Regions from separate parts of the Homo sapiens genome. Here region 1 is linked to region 2. A link is an interaction called in ENCODE POLR2A ChIA-PET data of the cell type or tissue named here. Cell type or tissue: MCF 10A. All regions are shown on one strand. Links, peaks and the distances in the headings refer to the core of each region. The heading gives the core; the rest is flanking DNA. Region 1 holds the start of ATL1 (atlastin GTPase 1). Region 2 overlaps NIN (ninein).

The links. ChIA-PET counts read pairs that join two places held together with the same protein. Peaks named below come from ENCODE experiments on the same cell type or tissue, not always from the same donor. Only the 100,000 strongest peaks of a DNase experiment are listed, where the experiment ranks them.
Region 1: POLR2A ChIA-PET joins it to region 2 with 23 read pairs; 3 of 35 experiments call an interaction of 5 or more read pairs at or near these places.

What each region holds. Positions count from the first base shown.
Region 1 is chr14:50,559,322-50,562,236 of GRCh38, reverse strand. It overlaps ATL1 (atlastin GTPase 1), which reads right to left and starts at 2,092. Exons shown (of 14, transcript NM_015915.5): 1 at 1,938-2,092. The coding sequence starts at 1,971. It also overlaps a transcript of MAP4K5 not described here. RefSeq lists a silencer at 1,398-1,757 and an enhancer at 1,499-1,998. In MCF 10A, for the core only: no CTCF peak of the experiment used is centred there; a DNase peak (open chromatin) is centred at 1,696.
Region 2 is chr14:50,776,785-50,779,699 of GRCh38, reverse strand. It overlaps NIN (ninein), which reads left to right. Exons shown (of 31, transcript NM_020921.4): 6 at 896-935; 7 at 2,561-2,751. Among named protein-coding and RNA genes, the nearest start is that of NIN, 53 kb to the left of the region's middle. In MCF 10A, for the core only: a CTCF peak has its summit at 1,614 (motif pointing right); a DNase peak (open chromatin) is centred at 1,629.

The DNA.
Region 1 (2,915 bases), core at 234-2,733, 220 kb after region 2:
CTGTCTCTACTAAAAATACAAAAAATTAGCCGGGCACGGTGGCAGGCGCCTGTAGTCCCAGCTGCTCGGGAGGTTGAGGCAGGAGAATGGCGTGAACCCGGGAGGTGGAGCTTGCAGTGAGCCCAGAAGGCACCACTGCACTCCAGCCTAGGCGACAGAGCAAGACTCCATCTCAAAAAAAAAAAAGTTTATAGCCAAAGGAAATTCTGCGCAATAATGATCCAAAGCTTCATAAAGGAGAAAAATTTTAATCCTCAGAATACATTTTCACATGCTTCTGTTAACAGGGTGGAGACAACAATTCATGGAGACTGAGACCAAAAGTGACTTGAATATACGCACCCTAATTGTGTGTGTTCAATAAATTCCTATTCTAGAGGCCAAGAGAACGGGTGGAAAGGGGATACACTGCAAATGCTTACTTAAATTTCAGAAGAAGGAAATAAAACTTATTGCAATAGTCAGGTAGGTCTGTTAAAACTGAAGTTTCATGATCTCAGAAAATGGAACCACTTTCTCTTAAACTCAGCTAAGTCATGACAGACCTCCCCGCTCCAACTCTCCATGCCTACCACAAACCTTGGATAATCTCCCAAATGTAAACCTTGTCTACCGTATCCTGTGACCATTAGAACAATCAGAGGCAAGGAGATACACGGTCTTTTGATTAAAGTAAACTGAAATAACCAATTAAAATTTACATTTGTGCCTCTCGCTCAAATAAACAGTTATAGAAGAGCTCTCACTGAGATGTGGAACAGAATCAAGCAGCTCTGAACTTTTCAAATAATAACAACTGTTATTTCCAAATAACAATTTCTAAATAACAAGCTGATGAACAAAATATTTATTTACCCACCAAGCCACAGTAGCCTGAGACATTCTCTGGTTCAGATAATAAAATAAATGCCTTAGAGGGCTTTCGTTCCTAAGATGCTGGTGAGTTTAGCACTGTGACTGCAAGAAATCGGGAACCTACGACAAAAAGACGCCCAGCCTGCCCACACTAACCGTCCAGAACTAGGTCTGGAGCAGCAAGGCGGGCGGGGCCGCGATTTCTTCCGCATCGCTGCGCCCGTTCTTCTCCGCCTGCGTGAGCACCGCCCACCCACTCGCGGTGTGAACATACTGGGTCTCGCCTCTCCTTTCCCCTCCCCTCGGCCTGGTGCTGAATCATGAGCCCAATGTCTCCAAAAGGTAAAATCAAAGAACAAAGCCACCCTTGGGGCTGGTCTGAATGGGGTACCACGTCGGGGTGGGGCAGAAGGCTGGAAACCACAACTTTGCTCTCCTTCTTCCCCAATTCCCCCACCCAACCCCCAAATTAAGAGGAGTACTGCAGTGCTCAGGAATTCCCAAGAGGGTGGCCCTTCTCCCAGTTGCTCGGTCTGCTACCGTCCGTCCGGGACCCGGCGCGCTCCGCCTCATTGTTCCAGCGCGCCGCCCGCCGCCCGCCGCCGGGAGCCCGCGCCCTGCAGAGCCAGCGAGTTGGCGGCTCCCGGGGAGGGGGGTTGGGGCTTGGCCTGCTCTAGATCCCCGACCCCTCGCCCCTCTGGGGCCGAGTAACAACAGCCCCCTGCCCACCCCCATAGCCTTCCTCCCAACCGATCGCTAAGGCGGAACCCACAAGTCCCCGGAGGCGCCTGGTGGGTGCTGTCCAAATGCTGGGAGGAGGCGGGAGGGGGGTGGGGAAGAAGGAGCTGGAGGCCCGGCCTGCGCGAAGCTGCAGCCCTCACCCCGACAGCGCGATTCGGTGACGCGGGTACCGCTCGGCCATGGTTCCTCCGCCCAAACAGGGAGCGGCTCGGCTACGGCCCGTCTCCCAGCCGTGGACGCAGGCACCTAGCAGCCCTTGGCCCTCCCTGTCTCCACAGAAGCAGAAAGTGGAGGGCCAGAAGACCCCGTGCAGGCTGCAGAAGTTCTCATTTGCTACTCACCCCAACTGTTTCTGTCCCTGCGGTTCTTGGCCATGGTGGTCCAGGAGCTGGTGGCGGTGAGGCGCTGTCACTGCGCTCGCTGCCTTCTCCGGGGCCGCAGGTTGCTGGCGGTGGGAGGCTCCGTGCCCGCGCTGGGCGCAGTTCGCTCAGACTCTGAGGATGTTGCTGTGGCGCTGGTGGGAAGGAGTGGGGAGGAAAAGGGAGGAGAAAGCAGATGAACCAAGCTCAGCATCACAAGCCCGAGTTCACACAGATACCAGCGTCACACCCTCCCTACCTCAGTCCACCCCCAGACCGTGAAGACAGTGATAGACCACGTACCGCAACATTTTCAACGGAAAACACAAACAAATAAACAGCACCCCCCTCGAACACACTCTCAAAGAATTTAACAGCGTTATCAGAAATACACAAACCGATATACTGCATGATTCTGGATGTTCAAATACCTGTTTCAAGCACGGTTATACATTAGTACAAACAAGCTGGCAACATTTATATAGCCAAAGTAGCTAAAATAATGTGCATTTATCTACGAGGCACCCATTTTTTTTTCCATTTTAAAAGCAAGGTCATGTTAGTAAAGAGGGTATCATGCATTTTTGTATATGTATACTGAGTAGTTTGTCTTAAAATTAGAATAGCAAAATTTATATCAAGAAGATCAAGATAAATGAAAGCTGTAGATTCATTACGATCTGTAACTCAATATCCACTGGGTAAAATTTCCCACTAGATTTGCAAAGATAAGGTCCAGACCTATAGTCCAATAGCAATTATTTGAGCTGAAATCATACTACATAGTCTGGGTATGGGTGGGCCCTGGCAGCCATAAAGGTTGCAGACAATTTTGAAAGGAAAAGAAAAAAAATAAAAATACTTTCAATCTTTCCCTTTTCACTGCTTTCTCTCTGCTACAAACTTAGTTGTTTTCAGTAACCTGGAAACACTGTCCCTTTATACTACCTCAACCTCAAG
Region 2 (2,915 bases), core at 93-2,592:
TGCAAGCTCCGCCTCCCGGGTTCACGCCATTCTCCTGCCTCAGCCTCCCGAGTAGCTGGGACTACAGGCACCCGCCACCTCGCCTGGCTAATTTTTTGTATTTTTGGTAGAGATGGGGTTTCATTGTGTTGGCCAGGATGGTCTCGATCTCCTGACCTCGTGATCCGCCCACCTCGGCCTCCCAAAGTGCTGGGATTACAGGCGCAAGCCACTGTGCCCAGCCTGCCCCCTTCTTTTCATTTGGCTCTCTGCAGTTTATCCTTCAGGTCTCAGTTTAGACATTGCTTCTTCCCGATCTAACAAGTCTAAAGTATCCCATCTGCATAGCAACATAGCATCCTGAACTTCCTTGTCATAGCACTTAAAATACTACCCTGTTGTATTTCCTGTTTTCTTGTCTGCATGTCTTCATTAGCATATAAACTTCTTGGGGCAGGAAATATGTTTGTCCTGTTCATGGTTGTTCATGGTTGTATTACCAAGACCTAGCACAGTACCTAGCACAAAGAGAAGCACTCAGTACACATTTATTGAAGAATAAATTCATAAATGCATGTGTACAGATACTTGTTGGTTGATGGATACTGGATATTTGCTTTGGCTGGGTTTAATTGGTTGTGATAGGTTTTGCTGTTGAATAAGTGACCTAGCAAATGAGGACAAATCCTTGGTGAAATGCTGCAGAAGGCTGTGTGGTGTTTCTTAGGAGTCTCGTCCTGATTGGCTGGTTAACTGAAGAGAACTCATCTAGATGGATACACTAGAGAGTCCTGAAATTATGTGACTCACTTAGATGATGATTTCAGAGCCAGAGAGTGATCTGCTCTAGGAAAAGCTAGGATAGTTCTTTCTGAATAAGTTCTAAAGCACACTAATCTTCTCTTGCCTTCTCTAGCACTGGAAGACGCAACGCAGTGAGGAGTATGAAGCGGAAGGTAAGAGCCGAGTGTGTCAGGACGTGCCTGGAAGGGAAGGGCCGCCGGGTGCTCTCCACACCCGGTCTTTCTGATCTCTTATGCTGCAGGCCAGGGGAATTAACATTAAGAACAACAGCAACAAAAAATTTATTCCCAATTGATAGCTTTTAGTTTTAAAATCCTAGCATTTAGTATCATGCAAGAGATGGTAACTAAGATATATAATTTTACTTACGGGCTAATTTCTCTCTTATACAGACTTTCAGATTAATTTTCTAACAGTCTTAAATAGTGACCTATTAAAGTGCATCCCTTGGCCAGGTACAGTGGCTCACGCCTGTAATCCCAGCACTTTGGGAGGCCAAGGCAGGAGGATTACTGGAACGCAGTAGTTCATGACCAGCCTGGGCAACATGGCATACCCCGTCTCTACTAAAAATAGCCAGGTGTGGTAGCACATGCCTGTCGTCCCAGCTACTCAGAAGGCTGAGGTGGGAGAATCCATTAAGCCCGAGAGTTGGAGGCTGTAGTGAGCCGTGATTGTGCCACTGCACTCCTGCTTGGATAACAGAAGAGACTCTGTCTCAAAAAATAAAAATAACAATATAAATTAATTAATTAATTTAAAAATGCATCCCTTGACAAGTTTCAAATGTATTTAAGAAGCATCAGAACACGTTGATCCTCTGGCCACCAGATGGCACTGTGGTTCAGCTAACAGAACCTCAGCCCACTTCACAGCCCTCTGTGGATTAACTGTACTTAAGTGTAATTACAACCTGTTCTCTAGGTTGAAACGCCACAGCAGTAATGGGCTTAATTCCTGTCACTAAAGAGTGGGAGTAGCACTAAATACTGCTTTCAACCCTCTGAGGTTCTTCCAAGCACACAAAATTGTGCCAGTAATTATCTCATGTTTAAGTAATGACTTTACAGAATCTCTAATGTGTAAAGCAAAATTTAGAAGTGAGGGCTTTTAATAGAGAATAAATAAGAAGTTTTGATTTTTAAATAAGTAGTTTGATCCTTAAGTCTTCAAATGAAATTTAATGTATAGATAACTGGGAACTTATAGCTTGCAACCATTGATTTTTTTTTTTTAATTTCAGTTGGACTGTTGGTTTCTGTATGTCAGAATATTCATATGTAAGGATTTGGGAACAGGCTAATGTTGAGACTTTTATCATGAAATTATTTTCTTTTCAGTAAAAGATGCTGTAGTACTTAGGCTGGAAAGAAAGTGGAGGTAATACATTCTGGTAGCTATAGTTGAGATAGAGCTTACAGAGTTCTCGATAATGGCCCTCAACCAGCCTTCTTTCTCTATGATCACTATAGCCTAAGCTTGTGATGTGCTCAGCTGAAATAAAACAAGCCTAGAACTTTGCAGTATTGCACAGGAGATTATATTTATTACACCGGTATGACTGTCAGGGAGCCAAAAAGTACCCATTTACTCTAGTTGCAGCCTTAGAACCATTGATTCTGTTTCATGGGAGCTTCAGGACCAAATCAAAATGGAATTGACATTTATTGCCTTTTTCTTACAGTATTTATTTTCAAAAAGCACAGTTTTCTTTAAGAATAGGCACTCTCTCTTTGCAATTCCTTTGGAAACCGTGCAACATATGCTTCTCTCTCAGGCCAGTTAAGGTTTTGGAACCCAGATGACTTGAATGCTTCACAGAGTGGATCTTCCCCTCCCCAAGACTGGATAGAAGAGAAACTGCAAGAAGTTTGTGAAGATTTGGGGATCACCCGTGATGGTCACCTGAACCGGAAGAAGCTGGTCTCCATCTGTGAGCAGTATGGTTTACAGAATGTGGATGGAGAGGTAAGCCTCGCAGTATAATTCAGGAATGATAATGATGGTAAAAGTGTAGTTGACCACATGCTAGGAACAGCTGTAGTGTGGCTCTCTGCAGCTTGTTAGGCTCCATTTTCTTTTTTCCTAAGAAGTCATTCATGAAGATTCTGTCACTGAGGAGCTCTTGTTGT